Regions from separate parts of the Homo sapiens genome. Here region 2 is linked to region 1. The links are chromatin loops, found by intact Hi-C in ENCODE. Cell type or tissue: breast epithelium. All regions are shown on one strand. Links, peaks and the distances in the headings refer to the core of each region. The heading gives the core; the rest is flanking DNA.

Region 1 (10,772 bases), core at 2,559-7,558:
GGGCTTGAAGTCTGGGAGGATCCAGGGGAAGAGTGAAGAGGAAGGCACTCAGCTGATAACCAACTTCCTCACTTGCTCCACTTATATTTAGTGATTGCTCTGATCACAATTTGAATAATGCTCACCAGAGACTGTTAGTCAGAACAATGTGTCCCCTAGGACTGATCTACTGACTTCAATTTCATGTTCTAATACAGAACAGCATACATAACTTGAAGATAGGAATCTACACAACTGTGAACAATAGAGGAGGGTCACAGAAATCTAATAACAGCCTGGAGAGAATCCCATTCTTGCTTTGCTGTCATGCCAATGAATTGCATTCTACAAGAAACTCTGTTAATTGACTGCTCCTATCTTGCACCAGGCAAACCAAGTCACAGTGAAGAGAAGGTATCCATGGCTCTTTAAAGCAGTACTTTATAAAAATTCTATGCATGCCCATCTGAAAATAACTTAAAATCTCTGTTGTAGCTTTCTGATCTTCTTTCTATCTCATAAAAAATATTTCAAAGTAACATCGTGGGTTCAGACACCTGTCTCCCCAATGTGATGTAAATTCATTGGACTGATGGTTCCTGTACGACAAATGCTGGAGGTGCTGAAGGCATTCCATAGATAGCTTATCAGCTTTCTCAGAAATTAAGAGGAAATTCGCTCCTCACTGGAAACCTCAGATAAATATGCCTCCCTCTCTCTCTCCTTTTCCTTTCTCCCTCTCCTTCTCTCTCTCCTCTAAACTCAGTTAGTTTCCAAAGAAAATATTTCAGAGAGCTGAGAGATCCTCCCTAATACAGAAGCCAACCCTCCTGATCACCCTCCATGTAAACTGAAATACTAACATTTCTCAATGTTTATAAAGAAAATTTACTTTCTGAAAGGGAAAACCAAATTTATTGTCCCAGTGTTATAAATAGTGTTTGTAATTACAAATTGATTTCAGAGAATGTGAAGTTCAGTTATGCCTAAATAGATAAGCATACTTTTTAAATGGGTAAGAAGTCATTGGGAAAAAATTTAACAGTGGTGTTCCCTAACTCCCCAAAATCTCTTCAGATGAGGAACTGCATTTTATTTATACTGAGAACTGCAACAAAGTGATAAGGTGTGAGAGGGAATCCTGGAAAGACAGAGCAGACAGTATCAGCTGCCTGCTGGATCTGTATCTAGGACAGTGAAATATCACAATTTGATCATTTGGGAAAATAACAGCCATACACATAGCACGGTCCTAGGAAAATCATACTTGTGTGGTAATCCCATTCAATAGGTTAATACCGAATATGCTGAGGTTTTGGTATTGTGAAATTAGAGAGTTACCTATTCATTCCCAAATCAGGAAGCCTAATTTAACCACCTGATCCGCTGTCCCAAATGATTAACTACATCCCAGAGAGAGAAAAATATATATGAATTAAACAAGGCAATCTCTCCCAGAGAAGACAGAAGGAAAACTAAGGAAATGCAGTGCTCTGTAATTTCTCTGGCCCCACCTCACTAATAAGGGCCTGGCTGGGTTAAGGCTGCTGTGTCCACAGTATCATAGTGTCATCACCTGTCACCTAGAGATGGGGGTCTGTCACTGTGACCACTTCCATACCCCTTAACCTCTCAGGGAGGTTAATTTCACAGCCCTTGGAAAGCCAATTTCTAACATAGTGTCAGAATAAGGTATCACTTTCCCAGAACAGGGAGAGAGGCTTTATCTCAAGATTATGCGAAACGAGGGGTATGTAGGGTATGAGCAGCCACATAGGGATTTGGCTAGCCTGACAATTTCTGCATCTCCTGACTCCTATTTTCTGAGCCTAGCTCACGGCACTGTTGCTGACCTGCAGTGCCTGTTGAAGGCTATGTGCTCAGGGCCTTTGCAGCTCCCCTCCCATGCCTGGCTACTGTCCCCTTCTTCTGCAGGGGCTGCCTTCCTTTCCTTTGCAGGGGTAAAAGGATGATGACCAGGAGAAAGGCGACCTTTCCTCCTCACTCCCCAACTCCTGGGGGTTCATCCCCATCTTCCTCACTAAATATAGCTCAGTTTATCAAATGGCCAGTTGAATGTCAGGGAAAATGGACCCTTTTCCTCAGAAGTGGTGGATTAATTGCTTTTCCTTTCACTTTTCTGAGGATAGGCATATAATGGAGCAGCCGCTTGGTATGAAATCATTGATTTGCCTCAAGGTTGAGATTAAGCCAGTCACTTCAAACATTTTAATATTAGCAAAAGGCTTTGTGTGATTTTTTCTTCTCTCTGCTGTGACTTTATTCAAGGTCTTTAGATCACAGGGGCTTTGACAAGTTTGTCAGTGATCAGGGGCTGCCTTAATCAAGTAAGAAAAAAAATCCCGCCAAGACCTCCTATGCATTTATATGTTACAGGACTGTTTAATGCCAGTATCTGCACAAAGCGTGGTGTGTAAACTACAGGCTTTAGAGGATATTAATTAATACAGATTGGAGAATTTCTGATGCAGCTCATTAACAGAGATCAATATTTAAAACTTATGTTTGGGTAAAAAAAAAAGTCATGGTAAATAATTGAGTAAAAGAGGAAATACACACCAGCATAAAAGTGTGTTTATTTATTTTGCACAAATATCACCATGAGCACTAATGAACAACTATATTTCCTTACAGTAAAATAATACCACATGGAGACTTCTAAAAGAAACCCATTGATAGAGTCCTATAGTCACCCTTGTGTACAAAAAGTCATGTGAATACTGCAAAAAGAGGCACATCTTGTCATTTCAATATTAACTCTCCAAGAGGTTTTTAAAACATCTCCAATATCTATATGTAAAGGTTATTCATTAATATTGGCTATTATTTGGATGTGAATCCTAGAAAAAATATAGACATTTTTAAAGCAAAGCATATGCAAGTATTTCTATATGATACATTAAGGAATGTATTGACTGAAAATACACCAAGATAATGCATATCTCGTAATTCAGATTGAAGGAACTTATTCTAAGGAAATGCTATACAAATATGCACATACAAGATGTTCACTGATGCAGTGTCACAAATGCAAAAACCTGGATTAAAAACTAATAGCCTCAGTTATGTTAATGGAAAGTGAAATACTGTGAAGCCATTAAAATGACTCTAATATCTGAGGAGAAAAAACCTCCTCCTCATTTTATAGACAAAGATGGTCAATTAAAAAATAATTAACGAAAAAATTTTCCACTTTTGGGGAAGCCATTTTATTGAATACACTCACTTATTTAAACATTCAAGAAATACTGGACGTGTCCGCCAGATTTCATGTGGTTAGAAACTTCATCCCCAAGCTCATATATTAATTTTAAGTGGGGCATTTGGGAGGTAACTAGGATTAGATGAGGTCATCGCAGAGGGGACACCCTGATAGGACTGGTGGTTTCATAGGAAGAGAAGGAGATACGAATGGACATGCATGCTCTTGTCCTCTAACCATGTGAGGCAGCAAGAAGGCCCTCACCAGATGCCGGTGGCATGCTCTTGGACTTTCCAGCTTCTAGAAGCATGAGCCCAATAAACTTATTTTATTAACAGATTATCCAGACTGTGGTATTCTATTATAGCAACAGAAAATGGACTAAGACATATACTGAAGAGTTGATGACAAAAATAAATATGTGATTTTGACACATTCTATGAGGAAAAGAAAAAGATGCAGCTCAGAATCATAGTATTGAACCTAACATAGGATGGGGGAAAAAAGCAGAGAATGTGTTGTTAGGATACTATGGGAAAGTGAGAACAGGTACACGACAATTTGCAACTAAGAATGTTTTGGACTCAGAGGGAGAATGCCCCTGGCATCATGTCAAGGCTGGGCCACACTGAGTTGGGGCAGAGGTGGGGAGACAGAACTGAGGAAAAGTGGAGCCAGGCCCCAGTGAGCTGGCTTTAGGATTCTGAATTTTGATTTATTTCAGTTCAGTTTATATACTAAAAGGTTTGATTCAGTTGGTTCATTGAAAAGATTTACCAGGGAAGAAATGACACAAGTCATATGTTTTAATTTAGTTATATAACATAATATAGAGTTGTCCCTGAGGATCTGAGGAGGGTTGGTTCCAGGATGCCCATGGATACGACGGTCTGCAGACACTCAAGTCCTTGATATAAAATGACAGAGTATTTGCATATAGCCTACACACATCCTACTGTATACTTTAAATCATCTCTAGATGACTTGTAATACCTATGACAAGGTAAGAGCTGTGCTAATACTTTTCATATTTATTTTAAAATTTGCATTATGTTTTATATTTATTGTTATTTTTTACTGCTTTTCCACCAAGTATTTTTTATGGATTGGTTGAATCTGCAGATGCAGAACCAAGAATAGAGGGCAGACTGTGGTGACAGACACCGTCTGTGTTATCACTTGAAGAGCTGTCCTGTGGGAGAAATGACAGCATGACAAACAGGCTATGTGGACTTCAGCACATCGGCACAATGTGCCTCCAGTTTTTTCATCTGGAAAAACAACTGGCAGTGGGTGGTAAGTGATATTAATGTCCCTTCCAGTTCCAAGTGCAGTTTAGTGCTTTGGGAATAGTATTCAGAGATTCTCTTATGGCAGTGACATTTTTACCAGTGTTAGGTGAATAAAATATAACTTTATGAAAAAAATGGTATAAAAGGATTAGTATGTTATTTTTCTTATACAAAGGAAACTAGCTGAATGAGAGGCTTAAGGGATATTTGTCTTTTATTATGTGAGGTTTTTTTGAAATTTAAAATATGAAGAACCAAAACTTACCACTAAATCCTACTGTCCAGATTGCTTTTAAAAGTTCTACTGTGAGAGGTAAACTGGGAATCTGAGTGTGTTTCCAGTTGTGTAATAATTACATTGCCTTATTGTTTTTTAGCCAGGTAATATTCTTATCTGGAGGCGATGTTTAATATTGTTTGAATATCTATGTGACTTGCAGCACTATCATAAATGAGTCTTACGACATGCCTCCGTCATTCTGATATTGTGGACAAATGATGTTATAGCTATCTACGAACATTACATATAAAGAATGCATATTGTCAAGATTGAATTTTACCTGAGGTCTGAGCCCCTGGAAAACAATGAAAATTAAAGAAATACTCCTCATGGCCGGGCGCAGTGGCTGAAGCCTCTAATCCCAGCACTTTGGGAGGCCAAGGCAGGTGGATCATGAGGTCAGGAGTTCGAGACTAGCCTGGCCAACATGGCGAAACCCTGTCTCTACTAAAAAAATACAAAAACTAGCGCGGTGGCTGGTGCCTGTAATCCCAGCTACTCGGAAGGCTGAGGCAGGAGAACTGCTTGAAGCCGGGAGGTGGAGGTTGCAGGGAGCCGAGATTGCACCATTGCACTCTAGCCTGGGTGACAGAGCAAGACTCTGTCTCAAAGAAAGAAAGAAAGAAAGAGAGAGAGAGGGAGGGAGGAAAGGAGGGAGGAAAGAAAGAAAAAGACGGAAAGAAAGAGAGAGAAAGAAAGAAAGAAGGAAAGGAAGGAAGGAAGGAAGGAAGGAAGGAAGGAAGGAAGGAAGGAAGGAAGAAAGGAAGAAAGAAAGAAAGAAAGAAAGAAAGAAAGAAAGAAAGAAAGAAAGAAAGAAAGAAAGAAAGAAACTCCTCACCCTTCAGTGTGATCAAAAACAGCTTACTGCCAGGTCCCCCTTTCCCCATATGAATTAGATGTGTCACCTAACACTGGTAAAAATGTAACTGCTATAAGTGAATCTCTGAATAATATTCTCAAAGCACTAAACTGCACTTGGAACTGGAAGGGACATTAATATCACTTGTACCCGTTGACTACATAGGACAAGGCCAGACTTCCAATTCCTATCCTTTGCCTCAACAATGATTAGCTGGATTGCTTGTCCCTACTGATGAATCAGAAATGCTTATTGGTTAAATTTGGTGAAGGTTCTCTCTATCCTCAGAACCCTGACCTCAACCCCAGCCAGCAGAGAGCCTCTCCTGAGAAGAAGCTGGCCCTAGGGTAAAACCCTCTCTCATTTACTATCCCATATGTCTTTCTTCCACCCCACTCCTCCACACCAGTTCTTACTAGCTTGTTTATTCCCCTGTATAAAAGAAAGCCCAAGCTTGGTGTGGTGGCTCACGCCTGTATCCTAGCACTTTGGGAGGCCGAGATGGGCCGATCACTGGAGGTCAGGAGTTTGAAACCAGCCTGGCCAACATGGTGAAACTCCATCTCTACTAAAAATACAAAAAAAAAAAAAATTAACTGGGCATGATGGCACATGACTGTAATCCCAGCTACTCAGGAGGCTAAGGCAGGAGCATCGCTTGAACCTGGGACGCAGAGGTTGCAGTGAGCCGAGATTGCACCATTGCACTCCGCCTGGGTGACAAGAGAGAAACTCCATTTCGAAAAAAGAAAGAAAGAGAGAGAGAGGGACAGAGAGAGAGAGAAAGAAAGGAGAGGAAGGAAGGAAAGAGAGAGAAAGAATGGGAGAGAGAGAGAGAGAAGGAGGGAAGGAAGGAAGGAAGGAGAGAGAAAGAAGAAAGAAAAGAAAAGAAAAGAAAAGCCCCTTTTGCCTAACCCTTGAGATGCCTGCAGATCTTATGGTCAGAGCATTCTTCTATTGCACCCATCCTCCTCCCACTATTCGAATAGCCCATCCCTAAGCCCCTGCAATAATCCTTTCTAATAACGTCTACTCTTACTAAATTGAGATTTATTTTTTATTTGACAGGGTTTTTAATGAGAAATGCTTTTTACGAGGTTAGAATAGTTCTGGTGGTTGTTCCTTAGTCTCTCATCACATCTCCTTTATGACTTGGAAAGATAAATTTAGCATGGAAAAAAATGTGATTATTAGAAAACAAAAAGAATTTTAAATCATGAAAGAAATTTATGCAAACAATAGGGCAAGACCTAGTACATAAAAAGAGTCAGTGAAGCGAATAAAAACAACAACAAAACAGCACCACCACCACCACTTAACCACAAAGTGAAACAATTTACATAATGATTTCTTGCTTTTCTTCTTCATATTATTGAAAGTTTCTTTGTTCATGTTATCTCCAGTGGTCTGTTAAATGTTTGCAATGCCTCAGTGCTCCTCTGAACAACTTTGTTAGGAATGAGAAGTGCTCTACCTATCAACAACAAAGGCAGCCGAATGGCTAGAAATAAGTTTGTTGAAAATACTTCTTGGGTTCTGCCTTACCTGTCAATCACAAAAAGAAGGTGGAGAAAGGAGGCATGCTTATGGCATCCCAGTTTTAAGGAAGAACATTTTAGCAATAAGCAAGCAGTCACCAAAAGGATTCAAAAAGGCAGTGGGTTTAGGGTGCTTTGTTTCACTGTGAACATGAACTGTCATAAATGCATATCTGATATTTTAATATCAGATATTTGGTTAAAAAAAAAAAAGTGAGGTAGGAGGGTGCATTTCATTATCTCTCCCAGATACGTACTGGCCATCTGGTGGGAAAGAAAACAGGCAGTCTCAGTCCAGGGACCAGAGGATCTCCTTTGTCCCTGTACATACACGCAAGAACGCACATATTACATTATCCAGGTAGAGAGCACGTGGTAGGTTACAAAGAAGCCATGAGGAAGAAATAGGAAACCTGAATTGTAGTTGCACTCCTCTCAATATCCTCATCAGCAAAATGAATGAGTTGTTAATAATTACAATTGTACCAACTGTCATACTTTGCCATATGGCTTGTATATGTGTTTGGTATTTTAAATCTATAACATACAGTCATGTGCCCCATCTGCATCAATCATGGCATGTGTATATGGTGGTATTTTGTATTTTACCCTACTTTTTAATGTTTAGATACAAAAATACTCTCCATTGTGTTACAGTTGCCTGCAGTATTCAGTACAGAAACATGCTGCATGGGTTTGTTGTCTAGGGGCAATAGGCTACACCGTACAGCCCAGGTGTGCAGTAGGCTATACCATCTAGATTTGTGTAAGTATACTCTATGTTGTTTGCACAACAAGAAGATTGTCTAACCATGTGTTTTTCAGAAGTATGTTGTCATTAAGTGACACGTGACTATACATAAATATGTTAATAGCTTGTAATGAAGACATAAGCTCTAATTCTGATCAAGCCTAGACAAAGCAACTTACATACATAATTCTTAAAATAAAAACCCAAGGAAGACGTTAGTATTCCTTGTTTCTGGAAAAGGAGCCAAGACCCTGGGAGTTAAGTGGCCTTCTATGAGGCCAGATGACTGGGCCAGGACCCACTACCTGGCTGACCCCAAAGTTCACCCTTTTATTCATTCTGCTGCATTGGTTGTGACCTAGAATATTCTGTTGTTTTTCTGGTTTAGAGAAACAGAAAGAAGACTCAGAGTAGACTCTGAAATGTCCACTCCCCACACATTGCCCAGAGCCACTGGAGGTACAATGTGCCAGGCACAGCTGTGTGGGCAGCAAGGCACGTGGAGCAGGAAGCAAAGGATGATGCCGAGGCACGGGCCACGTGTGCAGTGCCCGAAGGGGGTCTCCTCTGGTCGTGGCTGTGCACCAGTGACAGAAGGGTTTACTTACTATGATACTGGAGACCACCATGATCACTGACATTTCCTTAATGATGCACAAAATGAAGCGCACAAGTATCCAACAAATGACCAGAGAAAACGCTAGCATACTTCTCTGAATGTACACTTCAGAGAAGGAGGGAAATGCTTAAATGTAATATTTTAGATAAATCACTGAATACAATTAGTATAGTAAGTACACTATGGATTTGATGGTATGTAGTAATACGTCTCTATGGCAAGCTCATCTCCTGGAAAACTGGAACTACATTTGTCCACAAGCCTTTCTCACTGAGCAGGAACACAGCTTGCAGGTTGGCCGACTCATCTCCCCAGATTTTATTTTCTATTTTATCTATATTTTTCCTGGCTCTAATTTGTTTCTGTTTTGTTACATTTTATAGATTCCTACAAACCTCTTTAACTATTTTGTAATGCAAGATATTTGAGCATAAATCCCTAAAAGACATATTATTTTATGATGTAAAGGTTTCATTTTTTCCATTTTATAGATGATTAAATAGAGGCCCGGCATGGTTAAGCGGCAAGCCCAGAGTCAGCCATCCAACGCAGCGCAGAGCTGTGATACAACCCACTTCCACTCCCACGGCATCTCGGCTTCGTGGGAGTTGAGGAGCGTCTCAACTGCATGTCAGGAGAACCCATGAAAAGGAAAGAACCCAGAACAAATGGGTGAGAAAGTTCAAGACTATGTTCAGCGTAAGAGCAAAAGCCTCCTGAGAATTCTGCTTGCAGCCCATTCCCAGGCATTACAGTGCAAAGCTAATTAGGGAGAATGGCATGAGTAGAAGACCACCAAGACCACCAGCTGAAACGGGTGTTCTCATGGCCTCCAGTGGGCTCGACTATTTTTATATTTTTAATATTTTGGTCCAATCACTACTCTATACAACTTAGCTGTCTTAAAACAATAAAGCCAAAACAAAAATAAAACAATAACCCAGGCCTCCCAGATGTTGGCTTCAGTCTGTGTTCACAAGTTATCTTCCTAATATAACAGCATGAGTACTACTTCCCCATACTGTTCTCATGAGATCTATGGCCAGGTCCAAGGTCACATCATAGTAAATCTTTATGAAGGTTAAGAAATTTATAACATTTGCATTTGTTCACGAATGTCAATAATCCCAACCGGCAGGTTTTACGCTCAGGTTTGAATGACACTTTGCTAACCAAGCCATTAAGGTTTGTTTCAAGGAGTCGGGGGAAGCTCCCCAGCAGCTCTGAGCAAATGAGGAGCCAGAGAAAAACAATTAAAAATTTTTTAAAATAAGATCTTTGAAAGTATATTATTAATTCTATCATCCAATAAGTGTTTTCGAAGACTATGCAAATGACATCTTGCGGTATAAAAGCTGTTACAGAACAGACCTTCCAACATTTCTCAGTCTCCTTCTTTCCTTCCCACGCATGCCCTATGTGTGGACTGGCAGCAATGTTTTTACTTTTAAGAGGAATTTCATCATTTGGGAAAAATTTAGAGATATTAACGAAAAATTGCTATGTGTCTCATGGCTACCTACTGATTAGAAGCAATTAACTTATTTCTATTTTGAAAAATTAGGCTAGCAAATGAAGCCTGTGGGAGAAGCATATTTAATAAATATAGAAATATTAATTGTAGGAAGTAACAATAACACCATGCAAAGTTGTCCTGTACATTGAAAAATCATACTGATTGTTTACCTCCTTATTCACAGCAAGGGAATCAAGACCATAGAAGTCAACCTGTAGCTGTATAATTGCGTCCAAATCCCAGTGAAGAGTAAATGCTAAAGCATTAGGGTGAACCCATTAAAACTGAGAAAAGAGAGGGAAATAAATCAATACTTAAGAGTAGAGTTACCTACCAAAGTACCATTCAGTTCAACACATTTGGAGGCCTCTTTTTCATATATGATGAGTTTTCACTCATATACACTGATAAAAAGGTGAAGCATAAAACATCTAGAATGATGTTTTGAAGAAGGTGAAAGAATCACTGTGGTGAAGACTATAGAACTGCCCTGCCTCCATCTCTCCTAGGCACTTTAGCCATTTTACTCTAAAGCAGATTTGGAGTTGACTTTTTAAATTTCCTTTCAATGTTAGAAATTTAAATTAGAAAATGTATGTTAAAGTTGATTAAAACTTAACAAGTTATTCTGACCCATTTTCCTCTTCTACTGCAATTCTGTCTAATGTCTTTTATGATGCCTTTACAATTACTGTTATCATCATCATTATTATTT
Region 2 (10,772 bases), core at 2,193-7,192, 66 kb after region 1:
TACCCAAGGATTTACTGTTAACTAGAAAAAAGCATCGTTTCCATGCCACCTCAGCTTTCCAAATCTATCATTCTAATCCATTTTTAAAAAAGAATAAAATCTGAAAAATAAAGTACATCTCCAGGCCTCTCATATTGCAAATGACGTGTCCAATCATACTTCTACAAGGAAAAAATTAATGGCAAAGGGGGCCAAGAGTTAACTGCTGGAATGGTTAACTAGAAAAGGCCCAGTCGAAATTAATCCCCATGATTTCATGTGAATTTCAAGCCATAGCTTAATCCTACATGTCAGTACAACAGGAACTGCTTAGCTCTGCTAATCAGATTCTAGAATTTTTCTTTTCTTTTTTTTTTTTTTTGTAAGCATCTTAGTTTCGCAAAGGCAGCTGGCTGTGATGGTATTGGTCACTCTGCTGAAGAATATACATGGGACCTAAAATAGCTCTGGGTCCTTTTCAACTGTGGCAGTTTCATCAATGGCATCCGTTACAAGATCCTGGTAGTAATATTGATATATCAAAGTACCAATTAAACCATCTGCACAAGGGTATCCATCCACCTGTGTCTGATACCATGTAAGGCATTCTTTCACATCTGGCACAAAGAAGGAAAAAAGGCACAATTCTACAAGATTGGATTTTGAAAGAACTTCTGTTTGAAGAGTGAAAAGAATAGATGTGACATGAATGGACAGATGAATTAGGAGGCATACAGTGTAATAACACAAAGAAATTATTGTGGGTTCATATCTAAACTCCATCAGAAAATATATTCATATATTCTGTAACATGAACACATTTAATCTATAGTGGTTGTTCTCAGAGTAACAGAAAAAAAATATTCTTATTATTAAGTTCACTTTCAGAAAAATATAATTAAAAACCACATAGGACAAGGAGAGACAAAGAATAAATTTCCTTGAATCATCTAAAAATAAATGTATCAATATAGCAACATACCACTGTGGGCTCTTCATCCTTCCTGCTTCATTAATTACAGTCCAGTGACACCTCCATGCCCAGTCCTAGCTAAAAATCATACTCTCAACACTAAATATTAAGTCTCAGATTCTGACAAGTATGTTCATGTCAGTAGTTACAACAAGCAAAATATGTGAAATCAGGATTATAGCTGTGGGTGCTAGAAGTGGATTCTCTGTCCTATTATTCTCCATTTTCACACAACTACACATCCATCCATCTTCCATCTTTCCGATTCTGTTCTGTGCCCTCAGAGGTTGACACCCACAGGCCAAATCACTTGGGCTCCCTTGTCCTGCAACCTCCAGTTGGGTTTTGACAAGGGGAGGTACCAGGAGGTCAATGGGTACAGACGGAGGGGAGAGAGAGAGAGAGAGAGAGAGAAATTGACTGGGGCTTCCCTCCATCCTTCCTGGCCCTGCTTGCTTGAAATCTCTGGTTCCGGTGGGGACTGCAACCCTCTAGGATTTACCATCCACCAGATGTCCCTTCTGCTAGGGCTCCAATTCTCATTAGCTCTGGGAACAGCATTTATTCCTCTTGTCCCTAAAGACCTAACAATAGTAACAGCTTCGCACCATGAATAGTTCAGGTGTCTTGACATCCTTCTTTGTTTTTTTTAAAACTGTTTTCTTCAGCCTCCTATCTGAGGGTACTGTTTTCTTCTGGAATCTGAACTGACACACCCTGGAATTACAGGGTTATGTTTCCCTGAAGGGAAGGGTGACAATAGGAAGTACTAATGAAGATATTTCCCCCTCAGGATGACATATGCTCTCTAATTTAGTGACTCTCCCACCCCCCCACCACCCCCCACCCCCCAACCCCATGAGGTCAGCATGGAGGCACCAGAGGACATATTTACAATTCTTGGCCTTCACCTTGATGAAAGCAGCAATCTTGGGGAGAGGGAGAATGGTAAGGAAAAACTGCCGAGGTGCAAGCTGTTTCTTGACCCTGTGCCCATCCTGAGCTGTATAAGATTCTCAGAGCACAGGAAAAGAAAGCCAGAGCCAGGGCTGAGCCAGGTGGAGGAGGGGAGGGCTGGAAGCCTGGACCTCTGGGAGGTGCTGCCCCGCCATGTGCCCTGAGGGCCTTGATGTGGGAGCAGAAGAGATGGCCTGGTGTGTCCAAGACAGTGAGGGCCTGGTTCCAGCCCCCGCTCTTCCAGGAGCTAAAAAGAGCCTCCACATCCTACTGCACTGAAAAGAGGAGTTGGCCTTGCTGAAGGGAGGATGGCCCACAGGGGCTCACAGGGTCAGGGCAAAGGGTTGCTCTTGGGGAAAGCTGCAAGGAGGTGTGAACTGGAGGCAGAGCTGCTGGAACACATCTCAGATGCCAACCTTAACAGCGAAGACGCATCAGGCATCTCAGCCCCTTCGGGCAGACAGAGACACTGTGCTGGATGGTGGGACGCTGCCCATGACACGGCTCACTGTGAGCTCCCGACTTAGATTCAATGCCAGAAACAGGGGCAGAGAGGCCAATGGCTGAATAGAGGAGACTTCCAATCTGAAACGCTTGAGTGTCTCTCCCGGTGGGTAAGATTCTGGTTTTTACCCTTAGGTGGAAGGTGGAATGGGCACACTAGAACACTATTCTTTTCTCCCTCTTTGTGAGCAGCTTCTTCGATAAAAACAGTCTATTTTTTTCCCAGGTGCACCCAAGTGTTCAGTGGCTTCAGTGAATAAAGTCACTGGAAGATATGGGGCTCATTTCTATTTAATTAGATATAACTTTTCATTATCATTATTGTGAACTTGGCTTTAAATTATGCAAATATATATAAACTATACATTATCACTTCCCTTTATTTAATCCTTTATATATATATGTATTTATTCCTTTAAATAAATATATACATATATTTATTCCTTTATATATATGTGTGTCTATAGGTCTGTGTTTTCATGGCCATACAGTGGGCTGCAGGCCACTTTGCAGGAATTCTTCCTACCTACCACACTTACTGCTTAGCACACAGGTGTTCAAAAGACATCTGTAACAAATAACTAATTACACATAATTGTAAAGTAAAGTAAAGCTAGACCAAAATGACATAAAATCTGAATCAATGTTTCCATGCAGAAAATCCTAGCTTTCACTACAGCTTTATTCATTTCATACTTATATAAAATACTCATGGTATTTTTCCACATACTTAGTGCTGAGTTACACTCATGTTTGCTTTCCATTCTCTGCTGTCTTTTTTTAATAATACAGAAATTTTCATACAAAAATGTACTGAACACGTGTAGTAGCATTATAGAATCAGAGCAGTAGCTGCAAATGATTTATGAAACTATCTACTCTGGATAATACAACAGTGCTATACATACACAATTACTTCATAAAATATGGAATACAAACATGAATAGGAATGCCTATGACATTCAATGTGTTTTGTCGGCCTTTAAAAACTTATTTCTGAACACAGTGGCTTTTCTTCTTCTTTAAAAAAAAAAACACATTCTATCAGAATCCATCTAAACTATTTCAGAGATGTGAAAAGCTGTCATATTTGCAAAGACCAACAGAGAAAAAGGTATTACAGTTATCCATTCCACCTCTTGATGCCAGTTAAATATCTTTGGGAGCTCATTTAGGTTTCTAAAAGAGAAGATCATGCAAAATGCTTATTTTAGGTCTCCTTAATGGAGACTGAAGAATGTTATGCAGCTCTCTGCGTTTTTTTTTTCTTTTTATGTCTAAATTATTTGACTTCTTTAAACCTTTCACCTGGATACTTTTCAAGTTTTCCACATGCATCTTTAATAGAGGAGGCCTGGAACCAACCAAACATAGATTAGAACACCTCACTTCTCTAAAGTTAACCTTTATCGGGCAAGCTCAGTCACTCAAGAAAGAGTCAAGAGCCAGGATGTAGACAAAAGACCACTGAGCTGCCACATCTTCACAGGACCAACTAACAGGCAACAGAATTGCACCAAAGCTTGAGGTCTGTAACCTGTACTCAGATCCATCGTAACCCACTTATTCTTTTTGTAGACAACCTACCAACAACCATTAACAACCTTGTCTTCAACCTATACATTAACAAAATAAAATGCATGTCAGGACACAGATGACAGTACCTAAACACCAATAGCAAACTGGAGCTGATGGTGGAGCTACATCCACAGACATGCACTAAAGAAGAATAGATTTTTTTTTAATGGATGCAATCAGAACTCCACAGTTTTATAACTTCTGAAAAAAAGAGATAATATATTTATCTAGTACTTCTTATACATGATTTTTATAGAAGAAATCGTTTAATTGTATACACATATATCAACATAAAAAAAAGGCCACAGAAATGCAAAAACTTTTTTAAACCTTCCAATGACCAGGAAGATATGCACTATGATTTCTCCTTTGTGCATCAAGCGCTTTGGGAGCTAAAGAGGCTTGCCAAAGTAAAGTAGCGCGTCCATGGAAGAGAGAAGACCAGATTCCAGGCCATTTAACCCCCAAGGCTACTGATCTTTGTAGTATAGTCAAAGACGCAGACTCAGCATTCTTAAACTTCTGATTGCCTTTCACTCACTTGCCTGCTCTTGCCTCCTAAATATATGTCTGTTCTTAGGAACTGTATTTGGTCTTTGTAGTAGTCAGTGAGGGATGCCATAACCAAACACTACTGACAGGGCGGCCTAGACAACAGACACTGATTTTCTCGTGGCTCTGCAGATTGCAAGTCCAAAATCAAAGTATCTGGACGTTTGGTTTCTCCTGAGGCCTCCTGCGTTGGTCTTCAGATATCCATTGTCTTGCTGTGTCCTCACATAGCCTTTTCTCTGTGTTTGTGCTCTCATGGTATTTCTGCCTTTTCTTAAAAGCATGCCAGACCTATTACATTAGGGCCCAATACTTACAGCCTAGTTTAACATGAATTGCCTTGGTAAAGACCCTATCTCTAAATACAGCCTCACTGGGGAGGTTAAACTTCAGCAAATAAATTGGCCGGGGCGGGGGGGGGGTGCAGAATTCACTTTCCCTGAAAGGCATATTTATTCTCAATGCTTCGATTATATCTCCAATATGATGTACACCAAACCTGTCTCTTCAGGTCTCAGGTCTTATTTGTGCTACAGTCACAAATGTATTTCCAACTACCTACGCAATATTCTCATTCTGATATCCTGTTAGACTAAACTTGTATCAAACCAAACTCATTGGCATCCTGGTCAAAGACATTTTCTTTTCTCGTGTCCTTGCATTAATCAATGGTTTGATTTGGTTTGAACTACTTTTCACTATTCCTGTCTTCCTCATTTCTCCAGCCGATAAGCAAGTCTTACTGATAACTCTGTTCAAAATGTGTTTGCATTTAGTCATTTTATCCTCCCCCTCTACCACTTGAGTAAAGGCCTTCATAACCTCACACCTGAAAGAGCACGATAATCATCTACCACCTTGGACCCAAGGTAGATGCTCAACCTTATTTAATGCCCTCCTATTGTGTATGAGAGGAATCCATTAATAGGATGGTATGTCACTCTTATTGTTAGGTTATGTTATAAGACATAGGTAGCTTTAAGAAAGGATTAACCTAAGTTAGACTTAACCTAATCAAGTTACCCCTTAAAAGAGACGTAGCTCATCCTGGTGAAGGAGACTTCAATCATGAGAGAAATTCAACAAGAAACAGATTGTTCATTGTTAGCTTTGAAAATGAAGGGAGCACTCACTGTGGCACGGAATGCAGGCAGGTGACAGTCCCCGGGGAAGAGCCAGTGAGGAATGGAGTCCTCAATCCTACAACCATAGGAATTGAATTCTGCCACAGCTACCTGAGCTTGGAGAATGACCCCAAGCTCCTAATGAGATTTCAGTCCTTATTGACACCTTGATTTCAATCTTGTGGCACTCCAAACACAGAACACATCTATCTATGTTATGCCAAAACTTCTGAGCTACAGAAATGGTGAGATCACCAACAGGGGTCTCTTTAAGACTCTAGATATGTGGTAAGTTGTTACACAGCCATAGAAAGCTAACATTACTTGGTTACCCTCTAATTCACCTCCCACTGCCACATTTATATTTCTTGTTCAATTAGTTCATTATTTTGGTGCCCTTTTACCAACCTCATTGAACATTATCATAATGCTAAGGGCCTATGGGTGAGTATTATATGCCTTAAACATACACACACACACACACACACACACACACACACACACAGACACACACACTTCCCAGAGAAAGCAGTTACGTGACTTTTGGAAACATAACCAAACTGTCAAAAGAACATAAAACTAGTTACTCATATTTGGAAAGGTAATTCAGTACTATTTGTTCTGCTATGGTGTAAAAAAAATCCACAATATTTTAATGGCAATAGTTATTAAATAGTGAAAATCTAGCAGCATTTACATCAACTAATGTTAAGTTCCATAAGTACTATGCCCAAATATTATTTTATCCCTTATCATGTTAATTCCTGCCATTGAAACTTACACCCAGTTTTCAAAGAACTTTGATTTTTGCCTCACCTAAGACAGCAAGTCTATTCCCCCAATTTGGCAATACAAAAACTTTTGTTTCAGGCAAGCCAATGTTCTCAGTGCTCCACTGTGCATCTCTGTTCAATGCGATTCCTTTCAGAACCACTTATGAAGAAGAATTCCTCTCCATCAATCCAAACCTTTGAGATGCATCTATGCATCTATGAACTTCTTGTTCATAAATTCATTAATTAACAAACATGTACTGAAGTACCTACTGGGTATACTAGAAATGATGAGATGCTTTTTCATTGGAAATTGGTTAAAACTAATAAAGATTAGGAAGCTGTAAAAAAAAATTAGACAAAGATCTCTATGCAAGAATATCAAATTATACTGGTCAAAATTCATCTCTACTTTACAAAAGATGTCTGTAAACCACAGGAAGGAGACATTGTTTTTAAAAGTATACATGTATAGTTGGCTATCTTTTGCTTAACAGAGAAGGAAAATAAGAAAACATTTGCTTATCTTTAAGAAAACAAGCTCAGGAAGAGTAAGCTGGAAACATGGCGTTGATGGAACACAAGTGGTGGATGGAGGTAGTGGAGGGCCAGGAGGAGGCAATGGGAGGATAGGAATGAGGAGGGAGGCAGCCTTCTCTGCAGGGAATTTTTTGTATAGATTTTGCTCCTGGAAATATGTTAAAGGTCCAAATACATTCAGTCAACAAAGGCAGGACAATCCTATAACTGAAAACATACTGAAACAAATAAACCTAATTATATCTCAAATGGATATCATTACCTCTGTGAAGGGAGAAAAAAAAAGAAATAGAAGTAATCCAAGTGATTATAATTCATTTGGAATAGGCCTTTTCCTCACCTCTGAATTGCAGGGGTTGTTGGTATTTAAGTGATTGAAGGTCGTCTCTTATGTTGCCGCAATCCCCTATTATTTTGGCAGGACTCATGACTCGTCTAAATAGTCAGTTTTCATCTTTTATTTATGCTGTTTTTTTCTCCTATGTACACACTATAGAAATGGAAACTTCACTGTAGTAAACTTTTCCCTCTTTGTTAATGACCACTGCTGGCCTAAAAATGTTACCTTTATTTTAACACTGCTGCCTATGGCTATTAGAAAAAGTTGTTTCACACATAAACATACTTCTTGGAACCAAAAACTTTCCATATAACTAAAATGTAATGCTTGACTCATCCAGTTCTATCTATCTATCTATCTATCTATCTATCTATCTATCTATCTATCTATCTATCTATTTATCCATCTGTCCATTTATCTATCTATCCATCTACCTGTCTATCTATCTATACTTCCCCCACACTTATATATGATCCTCTTTTAACGACTTGGGGAACTTTTCAACATTTTGTTACTCCACTGGCTTTTCACACAAATGGGGAAAAGACAGACTTAAGGGTACCAGATAAACAAAAATTACTAAATAGCTAAGAGCAACTGTCTCAAGGGTCCTGGGGACCTGGAGGCCCTGCTGCCAATGCTGGGACCCAGCACCTCCACTCCAGCTGCTGCTGCCAGATGTGAGTGCCAGGGTAGTCAGATGTGTTGTTTAACTCAAGTGAAAATGGAAATCCAGGTTTTTAGATGTAATCAAACAGTTTCCAAATATTGGCATTCAATTCAAGATATTTATTTCTAAACTATCTGAGGGCCACTCCCAACCCATCTATAGGTCACATTCAGCTGCTGAGGACATTGTGAGACCTCAGATATGGAACAACAAAGCCAACTAGAGATACCTAAGCACCAAGTTATGTATTACAAACAAGATTTGCACACAAGGGAGAAATAAAACTGGGAGCAGAAGTGGAAAGTGCTGCAGAAGGAAGACTTGAACTGAATTTAGAAGGAAAACACTACATCTTAGAGTATAGAAAATAAAAGGGAAAAAAAAGTTTGCCAATATGTCATGGCTAATTATGCCCTCAGTGTCTTTGTAAACGGAAGTGCCAGGCCACTATTCACTGAAACTTAGCTTGGTTTTACCAAACCTCGAAAAGTTAATATTATGATACATCCAGAAAGATGAAGATAAACATGACATGTTTATAATGTGATTTCCCCATTCTACCTCTAATTTTTTAAAAAAATTATCATTGCTTTTTTTTTAAAGTTGTGAGTATGTTTCATATAATGTTTCTGATCTTTTCTCAATGTCCAGTTGTTTTTACTTCTTGCTGGGTCAGAGTATAATTCTTGAACGAGCTTCGCTCTTATTTCCAAATGCTTTTAGACCATGGGTCCAAAAAGCCATATTAGCTAGAATTTTGCATAAACTGAAGATAAGAAAACTATGAGTGCATGACATTCTTATAAGAAAAATGTTTTGGTTTTTAGTTTCCTAATTAAGTTTTGTTAAATCAATGTTGTCAGCTCTGACTTCTAGTGTCTCTGTGTCACTAGCATTTGATTGCTGAATAAGTATTATTTTGGTGTATTTTAAAGTATTATTATCTGTCACAATATATATGATTTTGGAACTATTTGTAAGTATACTGAAAATTCTATATCTAAAACCATATATACATTTATCATATAGATACACCTATCTATAGTATCTATATCTGTTTTAGATACATATTTTACATATATACATGTTAATGTCATGTTAATGACATGTTGATATCATCTCTTTTCTTTTACATGTTTTAATCTTTTTCTTGCTCAATTCCCTTGACTATTTCACAATGGAAATAAAAAAGAAGTTCTTAGGACCAAATCTTCTATAACCTTATTACACAATTGGGTTATTTCTATTATTTTTTAAATATATGGAAAATAATCTTCATAAGTTCCCTTTCTCCCAAATAGTATATTGTAAATATTCTTATACAATTAAAGATGGGTCAGAAAAAGAATTCTACAAGAAGTAACCCTAAATGAACCCTAGTCTACATAACAAAAGATGTACAATGGTCAGAGATGGCCTGACTGAGGGTGTCGGGTAATTTGGTAATGCTGGTTCACAAGAAATGATGGTTCTAAGGGGCTGCAGGGCTGGAGAGAGTACCAGACACCCCTCTCTGTGGAGGCCACTTTCTAGTAAATGATCAGCTGGTGTTAACCCCTATGGGGCAATTTCCAATATGAGTAATTACTTCTTGTGCATCTAAATCTTCCCTGAATGTGCAGCTGGGAATACTTTCATTACATGTTATTCTTTCCACACCATAAATTAATCCCTACACGTGCTGTAGATCCCCTGTGAATCTCAAAAAGGAGTTGCGAAGATTAATCATTTAATTTGTGTGAATTGTGTGAAAATTGTTTTCCCCTGGCTCTTTGAGAAGCTCAGTATATGCTCAGCTGCACACAACGGAAGTATTTGAACAAATTAATTTACTGAGCAACTACTATGTGTCCGGTACTACGCCAGGCAGTGGGAGAATGAAGAAAATTATTAGACAATCTCTGACTTCAAGGGATTTATTAGCTAGTAACAAAACTGAAATGACATGGTTAGGCCACAACCTCAAATGCCTATGGCCAACGAGGCAGAGCTAAGAGCAACTGTTTCAAAGGCCCAGGCACGCTGCCAATGCTGAGGCCCAGCACATCCACTCCAGCTGATGCTACCGATGGACACGATCACCAGTGTGTCCAGGTGTGTTGTTTAACTCAAGTGAAAATGGAAATCCTGCTTTTTATGTGTAATTAACCAGTTCTCCAATGTTGGCATTAAATTCAAGATTTGTATTTTTAAAACTATCTATCTGTGGGCCAATCCCCACCCACCTATAGGTCACATTCAGCTCCTGAGGACATTGTGAGACCATGGATCTGAAACAGCAACAACAAAACCAGCTAGCGGGATGGTGTGGTGGCTTGTGCCTGTAATCCCCTCAATTTGGGAAGCCAAGGCAAGTGGATCACTTGAGGTCAAGAGTTCGAGACCAGCCTGGCCAACATGGTGAAATCCCATCTCCACTAAAAATACAAAAATTAGCCAGTCATGCTGGTGGGCGCCTATAATCCCAGCTACTCAGGAAGCTGAGGCAGGAGAATCGCTTTAACCCAGGAGGTGGAGGTTGCAGTGAACTGAGACCATGCCACTGCGCTCCAGCCTGGGCGGCAAAGAGACACCGTCTCAATAAAAAAAAAAAAAAAAAACACCAACTAGATATAACTAAGCAGCAAATTAAGCACCAAATTATGTATTATGTACATAATAAATTATGTATTACAAACAAGATGTGCATATATGGGAAAAATGAAACTGGAAGTGGAAAATGCCACAGAAGGAAGACCTGAACTGAATTTGGAAGGAAAATACTATACCTTTGACTATAGAA

The links. Peaks named below come from ENCODE experiments on the same cell type or tissue, not always from the same donor. Only the 100,000 strongest peaks of a DNase experiment are listed, where the experiment ranks them.
Region 2: a loop joins it to region 1, with 24 times the contacts of the local background. A loop is called at or near these places in 2 of 110 quality-filtered maps.

What each region holds. Positions count from the first base shown.
Region 1 is chr6:162,230,421-162,241,192 of GRCh38, forward strand. The region is part of intron 3 of PRKN (parkin RBR E3 ubiquitin protein ligase); the gene reads right to left. LNCR-SMAL (lncRNA senescence and mitophagy associated regulator of PRKN) reads left to right here and starts at 4,360. Exons shown (of 2, transcript XR_943203.3): 1 at 4,360-4,498; 2 at 9,033-9,493. In breast epithelium, for the core only: no CTCF peak of the experiment used is centred there; no DNase peak of the experiment used is centred there.
Region 2 is chr6:162,296,829-162,307,600 of GRCh38, forward strand. All of the region lies in intron 2 of PRKN (parkin RBR E3 ubiquitin protein ligase), which reads right to left. Among named protein-coding and RNA genes, the nearest start is that of LNCR-SMAL, 67 kb to the left of the region's middle. In breast epithelium, for the core only: no CTCF peak of the experiment used is centred there; no DNase peak of the experiment used is centred there.